Regions from separate parts of the Homo sapiens genome. Here region 2 is linked to region 1. Evidence: chromatin contacts called from ENCODE Hi-C data. All regions are on one chromosome and are shown on one strand. Each heading gives the region's core, a stretch centred on a gene start or an enhancer-like site at or near the end of the contact. The rest is flanking DNA. Distances are from core to core; before and after follow the strand shown.

The links. A loop is a pair of places that touch in the nucleus more often than their neighbours do. Pooled maps may share reads with other maps.
Region 2: a loop to region 1 is called in a map of heart right ventricle, with 4 times the contacts of the local background. The contact joins two enhancer-like sites. A Hi-C loop is called at or near these places in 11 of 168 maps with a recorded cell type or tissue (Caco-2, PC-3, Right ventricle myocardium inferior and 3 more) and 9 of 50 pooled maps.

Annotation. Positions count from the first base shown.
Region 1 is chr9:108,271,207-108,277,337 of GRCh38, forward strand. The region is part of intron 4 of LOC105376214 (a long non-coding RNA gene); the gene reads right to left. LOC105376212 (a long non-coding RNA gene) reads right to left here. Exons shown (of 3, transcript XR_930235.3): 1 at 158-6,131. Among named protein-coding and RNA genes, the nearest start is that of ACTL7B, 580 kb to the right of the region's middle. Within about 2 kb of position 1,470, at least 17 of the 41 ENCODE cell types and tissues checked have a DNase peak (open chromatin) inside an H3K27ac peak, as active enhancers do; they include heart right ventricle and psoas muscle, where a contact is called at or near this core.
Region 2 is chr9:108,140,509-108,146,640 of GRCh38, forward strand. The region is part of intron 4 of LOC105376214 (a long non-coding RNA gene); the gene reads right to left. Among named protein-coding and RNA genes, the nearest start is that of KLF4, 650 kb to the left of the region's middle. Within about 2 kb of position 2,168, at least 20 of the 41 ENCODE cell types and tissues checked have a DNase peak (open chromatin) inside an H3K27ac peak, as active enhancers do; they include heart right ventricle and psoas muscle, where a contact is called at or near this core.

The sequences.
Region 1 (6,131 bases), core at 220-2,719:
CTCATTTAGTCTTCACAGTGATTCATTAATTCTCCCGTTTTTTACAGCGAAGCAAGTGCAACTCTTAAGAGTTGCCTGTGATTTGAAGACTTTGCTGTTAACTAGTGTCAGGACAAACTTTTGAGCCCAGCTTAGTCTGACACTCCACTTTGCCTACCTGGGAGAAGCCTCAGAGATCCCTGTAGCCCGCATATCCTGTCGTATCCACAAGGGACTTGTCCCAGGTCACAGAGAAAATCACAGGCAGCACTGGGGCTAGAACTCACATCTCCTGAAGCTCAAACCAGCACTTCAAGTTCTCTGCTGTTATGTGTTTCAGTCACTTTCCCGACCCAGGAGAGGCACGATCTAAATCATCCTTTCCCAAACCATCACCCAGAAATCTCTATTTGACAAACTTCCGAGACTGCTTTCTTTGTGATGCTTCTAATCCTCATGCGTGGTGAGGAAGATGGCAGGTAGGGGAAAAGCTTAGGAGCTTAGTTCCTGTTTATCCATGTGTCATTCTTTTAGTCCCTGAGGCTACAATATCCATTTAGAAAGATTAAATAAAATGGAGTTGGGGACAGAGAAAGGGGAGCTCAGGGGGAGGCCGAGCGAAAGAAGAAAGTGGAATTCTCTAAGCATTAGACTAAAGAGCCTAAGACATTACTCATTCTCAAATGGGTCTCACTTCTTAAAGACAAACTGGCTTCCTGGGAAATCGCAGGCAGGTGAAAGCAGCTTGGGTGATTCTTTTTTTGTCCGTGAACTTGGCTTTTCTTTTCAGCATTCTCAGGTGCACTCAGGGCCCTGGGAAGAGATTGGGCTTTTTCAAAAGACATTTCCACCTCCTAATCTCTGTGCCTACAAACCAAATATTGATCTATTTAGTAAACCAGCCCATGGGAGGAGAGATTATAAAGCCCTGTTTACTCAGCAGTTGGGCCCCCCTGACAGCTGTTCAATGAGGGATTATGATGTCACAGTGGTAATTACACTATAAACAGGGGATAGGAGGAGAATAAAGCATGAAAGGGAACGCTGGGCTTGTTACCAGGCAACACAAAATATGCAACCTGAAACCAGGCAAGCATGTAAATTTCCTTACAAGCCTCCCAGATGTCCTCACTTTATGGCCAATGCTCAGTTTCAGTTTCAATTTGTTTATTTGCCCTTCTTCAATCACAAATGTGGAGCTGAGAATGTTGGAAGAGAGAAGAGAAAGCAAGGAAAAATAAGACAAGGAGGGCCCCTGCTCTCTCCCCCGGGGGTGTAAGTGGGTCCTGAGAAAGAGAAGGGGCTGAGTCCGCTCTGTGCAGGAAGCTCTAGAGGTCAATGTCCCAGAAGGAAGATCAACCCAGTAAAGAGGCTAAAGGCAGCTAAGAAAAAGAGCCCAGGAAAGAGGAGAAAGAGAAAAGGGGAGTGGAAAGTGAGAAGATAAAACTGGCTACCTAGGAAAAGGAAGAAGAGTCCATTGCAGGATCAGACCCCAGGAACTAGAAGGGGCCCCTGGAGTCCCCACGGTCACAGCCCCACCTAGTGGGTGCCCTATGTTCTTTATGCTATTCTTTTAGTGATGGCATTCCTCATGGTGCCAGGCAGCTCTGCCTTTCTCTGGGTGGCTTTATCGGAAAAGTCCTAGGTTGAGCTGAAATCAGCATCCCGGTTCTAGACGCCTCCCCAACCCATTTGTTCAGATTCCACGCCTCAGGAAAAGTACCTTACAGCCCCACAGAGATTTGGAAACAATGGCCAGGATACCCTGTGTTTTTCTTCCCCTGGATTCTCATTCCAGCAATAGGTCTCCCGGTGGGCTTTTCAGACGAAATTGCTTCTTGCCCAAATCAAACAATTTTCAGTGTGCCTATGTTCCTCTTACAATGTAGGCTTTGAAACCAGACACACCCTCCCAGGTGTGGTTTGACCTCACAGAATTAAACAGAGCCAGCTACATCTCCCCTCTCTAGTCTCATCCATGAGGCCCTGCTGTTTAGAGAGCTACAGAGGTGGGCTGGAAATGGCTGCAGCAGGCGCATGAGAGTGGATTGTTAAATTTTCAGGAATTCTGTGAGCCGGTTGTGAATCCTTGGTAGCTTGAAAGCCACCATGGGGAAAGTATTTGCACCACAGATATCGGGCAAATGCAGGAAACCAAGGCTTTCCTTTACCATCCCCCAGAGAGCGGGTCTACCAGCACACCACTGTCCCCGACCAACCACTTTCCACTTCTTTTGGGATTCAGTGCCTCGCAGAAGATAGGCAGAAGCCTGAAGCCAGAGAGCCTCACAAATGACAGGCCTTCCTACAAAAAGCTTTGAAAGAGGGAACCAGTGCCTCTGTTAGATCTAAAGATCATGGGACAGGAGTTTAATTCCTTTTGACTCTTCCAACTAGCGTGACCACCTTTGCTGACTAAGAACCTTTCTCTTGGGAGTGGCTCACATTATGGCCACACAGTTTTCCACAGGGCCCTCCAAGAGGCAGATGTTGAATGGCCAGGTTGCCTAAATAAATAAATAAATAAAGTCACTAAACTGAATTGTAGAGGTGGCTGCAGTTGCTTGCATGGACACAAACACAGCAGCTCAATCAGTGGCTTTTCTGCAAACCTGGGAATTCTGTGAAATTTCTTCTTTTTTTTAACTCTAGGAATAACTGTCTAGAATGATGGTTTGGCCAGAGCTAAGTTTCCATCCTGGTTCAGCCCCTCCCTTGGTGTTTGATGGGATGTTCATTAGTTTCCCTTGCTGGGCCTCAGTTTCCATATCAGTCAGTGGTATGGGTTGAGTCTTAGGATGTCTAACTGCAGATGAGTTTTGCAACTGACTCCAACATGGGCTGTGGCATTCATATTCTGATGAGTGCAGTGAGCAGAGCTGAGTTGGTTGAGCAGTGTTTTTGTACAAGCTAATCTTACTGTGCAGACTTGCTCTCTGCCTTCACTCCTGTTGTCCTGGGTGATGGTTTGTTTGCTGTGACCAGCCTCTCCTCAGATGCACTGTCAATGCTGATGAAATTGTCCTCAGTATTGCAGCTCTGGGCCAGATTATCTCCCAGAGAGTCTCCTCCAATCCCAAGCTGATTTGAAGTCACTTCCCTAAAAGAGGCATCCTCAGGTGACCCACCCTGAAGCTTCAGATGAAGTAGAGGTCTGGGGGCCTTGGCGAAGCCTCCACCCCTTTGCGAAGATTCTTTCTTTGGATCTTACTGGAACCTTTCTCAAGAGCAAAAGCTCACAGTCTTTTTCGTTTGCCAACCTTATGACAACTTAGAATGCACCCCAGTGCTCATACTGCATCTTCATCCCATGTTCCTTTCAAGAGCCCAGGTTCTGAAGTCAGAGAATCCTACATCATTTGCCAACCCAGTCTTTATCTCATCTCCTCTCTGCCACCCCCAACTGCAGCCATCCTGGCTTCTTGCTCAGCATCTACACTGCGTGTCCCTACTTCCCAAATTGCTCCTTCCACACATGTCCATATGAACTGATTTCCTTGAGTGTTCACAGAACACTCCACTAATCCCTCCCTACTCCACTCCCAGTGTGATCTGTCTCCATAGATTATCACCATCTTGACCATGATGTACTTTACTACCTGCATTTACCCTTTCCCCAGAATGTTAGGTCCAGGAGCACAGAGGCTTTGTTTTGTTCACTGCTGAATCCCCAGTGACTAGAACAGTGTCCGGCACATAGTAGGCACACAATTAATATTTGCCCAATGATTGAATATACAGTCGGTTCTCATTATTCTTGGATTCTGCGTCTGTGAATTTGTTTACTTGCTAAATTTATTTGTAACCCTAAAATCAATATGGCAATTTCAAAGTTATTCATAAACATGTGCAGAGCAGTGAAAAATTTGAGTTGCCCAAAACACCTGTTCTCAGCTGAGGTTGAATAAGACACTGTCTTCTGGTTTCAGCTTTCATGATGTAAACATGTGTCCTCTTCACAGTCTGTTTGGTGCCATGCTTTTCCCATTTTTTGTTGGTGATGTCACTGTTTAAAATGACCGCCAAGCATAGTACTGAAGTGCTATCTAGCGTTCCTAAGTGCAAGAAGGTTGTGATGTGCCTTACGGAGAAAATACTTGTGTTAGATAAATTTCATTCAGGCTTGAGCTTATAGTGCTATTGGCCATGAGTTCAACGTTAATGAATCGACAATATACACTAAAACACGGTGTCCTTAAACAGAAGCACACAGAAAACAAGGTTATATTAATATATTGACTGGTTGATGAAAATGTTGTGAACAGAGACTTTCAGGAACACAAACCTGTATTTTCCCTAAGGGCAATTGTTCAGTATTTACTAATTCAGTGTTCAAAGAGACTGAGACTTTATAGATCATAACAACTATAACAACAAAGAACTACTAGAACAACAAAGATCAACTGTACATGCATGTGAATGTTGAGCACTAGCCCATTAACAGTGGTAGTGATCTGGCAAGTGACTTTAACTCAGCCATGGGTTCCTAAGCTGTAAATTGGTAATGATAGCGCCTATCTGCATGGCTGTTCTGAAAAGTAAGTGAGATTATTAATGTCATCAAATGCCTACCACAGTGCCCAACCCATAGAAGGTATACCAAAGATGTCTGCTCCTCTTACATTTATCTTGTTCATACATATTTGCAATCCACAGACCAAATGCTTTTTGCTTTCTTGTATTATCAGAAACATTTCTCCTTGTAGTTCCCATGACTGAAACAGCCCATCAACTGTTCTGGTCCATTCTCCAACTGTTGGCCATTGAGCTTACATCAAATTTTGAATTACACAATGAGCAACTTTTTAAAAATGTAGTTCTTTCCTCCTTCCCAAGGAGTATATTTCTTTACAGTAAACTCCCAGGAATGAAATTACTAATTTGATGGGTGCCAACAATTGTATGGCCCTAAGAGTAAGTTTTGATAGTGGTGATAAGAGGAAGCTTCTTGACAGACATTCAGTCGGGAGTTAGAGGTTTGCCAAGTGATTCACCCATTCTCCAGCAGCATTCAACTTCCAGGAGAATTCAGATTTGTGAGAAATCCTAACGATAATCTCATCAAATCAAGGAGGGAAATTGAGACTAGAGAAAAGAATTGAGTTGTCCAAGGTGCTCTGGCCAGTAGTCAATACCAGACAAAGACTGGACCCCAGGTCCGCTGACTCTCAGGTCATCATTCTTCCCAACACCCTTTGGCCAGGATGGTAATTAGGATATTCCTACCGGGCTTAGTAACGCTGCTTCCTCAAGCTTTTAGGACCCATGATTTTAAGGAAAGGAAATGTGATAGATAAACTTTATTTTCTACCGATAAATTTAAATATGCTATTTTGTTCACTCCTTTCCCCTTTGAGTTTCCATGTTGACGTAACAAGAAGCAGGATAAAGAAGAGGATTTGTGCTCGTCTTTAGGATACAGTATCAAAAGACCAAGGGAGAATCTGAATATGACCAGCACAGCATTGTCCCCACACCTGTCATTTAAACTCTTCCAACTGTTTTCTGTAGGAGGTACAAAGACAGCAACTTCTCTCACAAGACTTTGAAGCAAATACTGAGCAGTACTTTACTGATATGAAGATAATGAATGCATTCATATAAATCATCATGACAGTAATTAATGGTTCCTAGAGAATGGAATGGCCTCGCAGAGTCACCCACTCTGAGTACAATTTTCAAACCACTCTAGAACTTAACTATCAACTTTGCCTTGAAAAGTTCCTGATGATATCTGAATAGAACAGGCTAGAAGTAGAATAAAGTTTCATACAGAGCTTTATTTCATAAAGTATAGTTCTTGTACACTTTCAACCAAGAAAGAAAATTCCCCTTCGTGGACCTAGTCTCCATGTTGAGCCAAGGAAGACAATAATCCTCACATTGGCATTAAGAGAAGAGTTTTGCAGAAATATCTATCTCAGTTATAATCTGGCATTGATGATGAGATGCATTGATGATGAGATGGCCTAATCTGCCATTAGAAGAATTTTATTGACATGTTATCAGATTTTTCACGTTATCTTTATAGAAGCTAACAGCCCTCTGTTATTGCCTAAGATTGCCAGGAAGGAAGGGAGGGAGGGAGGGAGGGAGGGAGGGAGGGGTCCTAGCTACCCACTTCTAACCCTGAGCTTTTCTTCCTCAATGAA
Region 2 (6,132 bases), core at 918-3,417, 130 kb before region 1:
GAGTTAGACCCGGTGAACTGATTACCAGAATCCTCAAGCTCACCAGGTACTGTGCCCTTCACTCACCCAAACAAGGCCTTTGGTAGAGTACAACAAATACTGATGACCTCTTACCATGTATTCAATTTAATGACCTTAGATGTCAACTATGAGTCGGTCATGGTTCTAGATGGTTTAGATACACACATTAGCCAAGTTAAGTAACGCTAGCTGCTATGTAAACCACCTCTATAACCTCAGCAGGTTAACACAATAGACCTGCTCACAGGTCTTGCTCACATAATGGTCAATATTTCTTGCTCACATAATGGTTCAGTGTAGGCTGGGCGATGCAACTGGGTAGCTCTCCTCCAGGCAATAAGTCAGGTATCCAGGTGTGTGAATCTGCCATGCAGGTGGGGGACACGGTGCATGGAAGATTATATTAAACCTTTCATGGTCAAGGCTAGAAATGTCATACAACACTCTGTCGACATTCAATTGGCCAGCACCCAGGCGCATGGCTCTGAAGAGGCTATTAAATGAGCTGCCTTTATGTGTCCAAGAACAAGAAATGAGGTTGATGAGCTACATTCTGCCTCACAGTCCGTCCGATCTCTTTCCTGGTTGGGTTTACATCAACTATCTCTTTTCCTGGCTTTCAGGCAGCCCATGATTGGTTGAGCCTATCTTTGCTTCAAAGTGATAAAGGCAGTCCTGTTGAGTGGGACCTGGCTGAATTTAATGACAGACTATCACAACCTGAACCTGAATACTTTGGCAAGACGTGACATTTCCATTCATTTATATGGCAGAGCATGGACTATCCACCTGTAAGGGCAGGCCACTTCCAGTCACTCTCAAAGGGTCTCTATTTCTAAATTCTTGTAATATTTTATGCTATCCTCTATAGACTGACATAATCTACTTGCTTACATGTTCCTTTTTTCTGGAAGGCCTTCTGTCATTCCATAAACTGGTACAAATATCTTGTCTGGGTGCATTTCTTTCTTCTTGAACCTTCCGCACCGTAACATCCTTTACATTTTATTGTCATTTAACCTTTTGATCTTTGAGATAGACAAGGGAAGGGACCGTGTCTTGAGCACATATTTCTTTATTCTTAGCATCTAATACATTACATAAAATGTTAAAGCCACTGAAATGTTTTTATTTAATTAATCGTTTATTTACTTAATTTAGTATTATTTCTTGAATGCTGACTGACTGAATGAATGATTGAAAAATGAAGAAAAGCCAGGTATGGTGGCACTCATCTATACTTCCAGCTACTCAGAAGGCTGAGACAAGAGGATAGCTTGTAGTCAGGAGCAGGAGGCTACAATGAGCTCCGATGGAGCCTATTAATAGCCACTGCACTCCAGCTTGGGTAACATAGCAAGGCCCTGTCTCTAAAAAGATAAACAAATAAAAATTTAGAAAATAAATAAAGAAGATTAAGAGAGTGTAGAGTTGTCATTCAGCCTGCTTTAAAGTTTCCAGACTAGCTTTGGAATTTAGAGGAAAGAAATGAAAACCTCTGGATGGCTTATTGATTCTCTGCAACAGTTTGGTGGTGAATCCAAGATTTTTATTGCCATTTAGTGGATAAGAACACTGAGGTCAACATCATACTGTGGGTCAGTAGAAGAGATGACATTTCAACTTGCATCTCTCTGGCTTGAGCCCCTGTTCTTTCCTCTCATGAGACCTCATTGCCTCCCTTCTGGTGAGTGAAGGAGTATGATACCCTTTCTACTTGTGTAGTTCTTTAGGGTGTCCCAGGCATGTCACAGCCAGAACCTCACTGGTGCTGGCATGGCAGCTATCACTGGGAGGATGCACTGAGCCCCTGCTTTGTGACAGAGCCAGCTGCCCAAGGCACAGCCAACAGCTTCTAATCAAAGGGAATTCTGAAGAAAAAAAAAAACCTTCAGCAATCTTCTGGGGATTCTTCCTATCAAAGTCCCTGGCAATAAATAATACATGAAAAGAGATCCGCTCATGCGAAGGTGGACTTCAAAGCGGGTGGGGTAACAGTGCTCAAACCCACCACTTGGCGTCTGTGCTGTCTGCTCATTCCAGAAGTTAATTCACAGAGAATAGCATGAGGGAATGCCTGCCTCCCTGCAGCTGATTCATGGGAACTCCGAGCCTGCATTAACAGGAGGGAAGGGCAGCTTGCTAGTCTTTCAAGAGCATTTTCCCAGCCCCAAGCCTTAGAGCTAGGCCTTGGACTGCTGCTGTGACATGTGTTCTGAGCTAGTCCCAAACAAGCACAAACACAATAGCCTCCACTGATCAATGCAGCAGGGCTGAAGGATGGAATCCAAAGCATGAACCCTGAGAACAGAAAGTCCCAGCACTCGCTCTGTGCAAGTTGCCATGAACTCCAGCCATGCATCCTGTGGCCAAGGATGGGTGGCCCCCGAGCAGGAAACTCTTTGGCAGCCTCCACTGCGTGCTTTGCCTGCTGACAAGAGCACACCCTGGCCTTGGTTATTGCCCTTATAAAACAGCTCAAGGAGGATGTGAGCCAAACGTTTTAAATGTGCCTGGAAGAAAAATGTTAACTATGAATCCACGCGGTAGAACAGTACAGTACAACTGCAACAACACGCAGCACTGCTCTCAGAGAAGGGGCCAAGGAGGAAACTGCAACTGTTGCCCAGGTTTCCTGTGGCTTTTCCTTTTCCTCTCTCTGGGGCCAGGGCTGCTCTGAAACCCACTTTGCAACAGAATCTGAGAAATGGGTGCTTTTGTGGCTGTAATTAGAGTCATAGAATTTACAGAATTTTCCCTATTAGGGGAGACTTTAATCCTCCAGTTTGCATGTAAATAGAGACAGAAATTGAAGCTTATAGAGGTCATCATCAAGGTCTATCCTTTCTTACTGAAATTCATTTTGCCTGTTTCCAATCCACATTTTGCAAAAGAAAGTTAATGCATGTAGGATGTCTTTCATAATCGGTACCTATTATCTATCAGGTAATGTCTTAGGTATTTTTCCCATAGCTTATTGAATCTCCAGTACAGCCTTAGAAAGAAATATTATTACCTATATATTAAACAGAAAGAAATAAAAATTGTAGGTGTGTATGTTCCAATACCGGCAAGTACTGGAACAAGCATTAGATCCCTAGTGTCCCTGACCCCAGAACCTCTGTTCTTTTCATTGTGCTAAAATGCCACTCAAGTGTCATTTAAGAGACACATAAGTGTCACTTACACATAAGTGTCTCATATCTCTGGGCTACTGATATCCATTTTTTCTCTAATAACTCTAATAAAGATATTCAATGGAGGTAATCAGAATGATCTTTGAGTACTTCCATCAGGATAAAACCTATTTTGTCCTACCTCATGTTGAAATACCAGAAGCACCGTAGGAAAAAGGACAAGAATGCCCACCAGTGGCATTAACATTTTTTTTTTTTACACTTCAGCCAATAAAATAGAGCAAAACTTAGAAAACTAAAGCAAGAATCCTGCTTTATTTGATAATTGATTGTATAGTGTAAAACTAAGAAAAAATAGCTGTAAAAACTCATAGAACTACTAAGAGAGCTCAGTAAATTAGCCAAATAAAATTTAAAATCAAATCGATGACTTTTCTACATAACAGCAATCTCCATTTAAAAGACACAATGGAAAAAGATCGATTATACTTGTATTAATATATACACCTAAGTACTTTAACAAAATTGTGTGATCTATTTAAATGAAACCACAGAGTTTTACAGAGACTCAAAAGAAAATTTTACAAAATCAAGAAAGGTTTTAAGTTTCCAGATGAGATGCATGAACAAGGATGCCAGATCTTCCCAAATTAATACATAAATTTATCATGATAGTAATAAGGTTTTTACATTAAAAACATCGTTGTAGAGTTATTCAGAAAAGACTGAACAGATGAGTAAAATAGCTAAGAACACATATAAAACAAGAGAAAGAAACGAGAGAGTTTGTCCATCGAAAGATATATAATATTGCAATCATTAAAACAGGATTATACTATCACAAGACTGGATAGATCTACCAGTGGAACAAGACAGAAAGTTCTAGAATGATCATACAATGATCTGGAACTTAATATATGATAATAATGGAAGTAGCAATATTCAATGCAAAATTCAAAGGTATAATATTCACCATATAATACTAGCAAAAGTGGCTAAAAATATGGAAAGAAATAAACATTTACTTAATCCTAATATCACATATCTACCAATTCAAATTCCATATGCCTTACAGATTTATGTGAAAACAAAGAAAACAATTATTAAAATATGAAAATTACAGTAAATATTTAAATTATCTTGAAAGCAGGAAATAACTTCTTCAAACTTTTATTTTAGGTTCAGGGGTGTATGTGCAGGTTTGTTACACAGGTAAACCTGTGTCACAGGGGTTTGTTGTATACAGAAATAATTTCTAAATATAAAATAAATGCAAAAAATCAGAAATAACACAAGTCACAAAAAAAGACACTGCAAAAAAAATACAAAAGAAGAAAAATGTGAAATTAGAAAAGCATTTTCAATGAATAAAAACAAGAGTGTAATACTTTTATATATATATAGATGTATGTGTGTGTCTGCATATATATAAATACATCTCAGAAATCATTTTTAAACAATTTCCAATACCCATTAGCATAATCATACTAGTAGCTATGCCTTAGCCCGTTCTCACCAAGCGGAAACATTCACCTGGATGCTCTGTATTTATCATTTCATATAAGTTTCACACGACGGCATTGGGTTATTTATGCACACAAAATGAGAATGCTAAGACAGGCAATGGTTATTTGCAGAAGGTCACACCACTGGGCCAAAAAAGAAAGAAAAAATCAAAACCAGATACATCTGTCTATAAAGGTCTTACTTCTAAACATGACCCTATATAAAAGTGGCCAAAAGTGATGAGTACCTATGTCAAAGAGGAAGAAAAGTATTTGGTTAACAAACATTTGATTAGTGTTTAGTCTGCCAGTATTCAACATTAAGAGACACCATTTTTAACTATCAAATTAACCCCAAAAATGAGAAATAACAACAAGACCAATCAATGTTGGTGAAGCATTAGCAAAGACGTGGAATCAACTTAGGTGCCCATCAACAGGGTACTGGACACAGAAAATGCGGTACATATACATGATGGAATATTATGCAGCCATAAAAAAGAATGAAATCATGCCCTTAGCAGCAACATAGGTGCAGCTGGAGGCCATTATTCTAAGTGAATTAACACAGGAACAAGAAACCAAATACCGTGTGTTCTCTTGTATACGTGGGAGCTAAACACTGGGTCCTCATGGACATAAAGGTAGTAACAATAGACACTGGGGACTAGTAGAGGGAGAGAGAGGCAAGGGGGCAGAATTTGAAAATCTACCTATTGGGTACTGTGCTCACTATATGGCTGGTAGGATCAATCATAGCCCAAACTTAGCATGATGCAATGTACTCATGTAGCAAACCTGCATGTGTACCCTTTGAATCTAAAATAAAAGTTGAAATTATTTAAAAAAAAAATACTAGTAAAGGTGAATTCCACATAGCTGCAGAGTCAAAAATGCACACACCTTTCTGGAAAAGAATTTGGCAATATACATCAAAAGTCCTTAAAAATGTTCTTACTGAATAACTCTGCTTCTAGGAATGTACACTGAGGAAACCATCAGAGAAACTCATTCAAATGTATTCACAAGGAAATTCACTGAAGGCCTATTTATAAATTTACTTAAAGAATTGAAAGTAAAATTAGTGAAAATGTAAAGTATCCAGAATATGGGTGTGGTGGGCTGAATAATCCCCCTCATCCCCCAAAGGCATCCAGATCTGAATCCTCAGAACCCAGAAATATGTTACTTTCCATAGCAAAGGGGTCTTCGCAGATACGATTAAGTTAGAGAAGAGGAGATTATCCTGTGTTACCTCGGTGGGACCACTGTCATCACAAAGGTCTTTTTTTTTTTTTTTTTTTTTTGGAGACAGAGTCTCACTCTGTCTCCCAGGCTGGTGTGTAGTGGCATGATCTCGGCTCACTGCAACCTCCGCCTCCCAGGTTCAAGCAATTCTCCTGCCTCAACCTCCTAAGTAGCTGGGACTACAGGCACATGCCACCATGCCTGGCTAAGTTTTATAATTT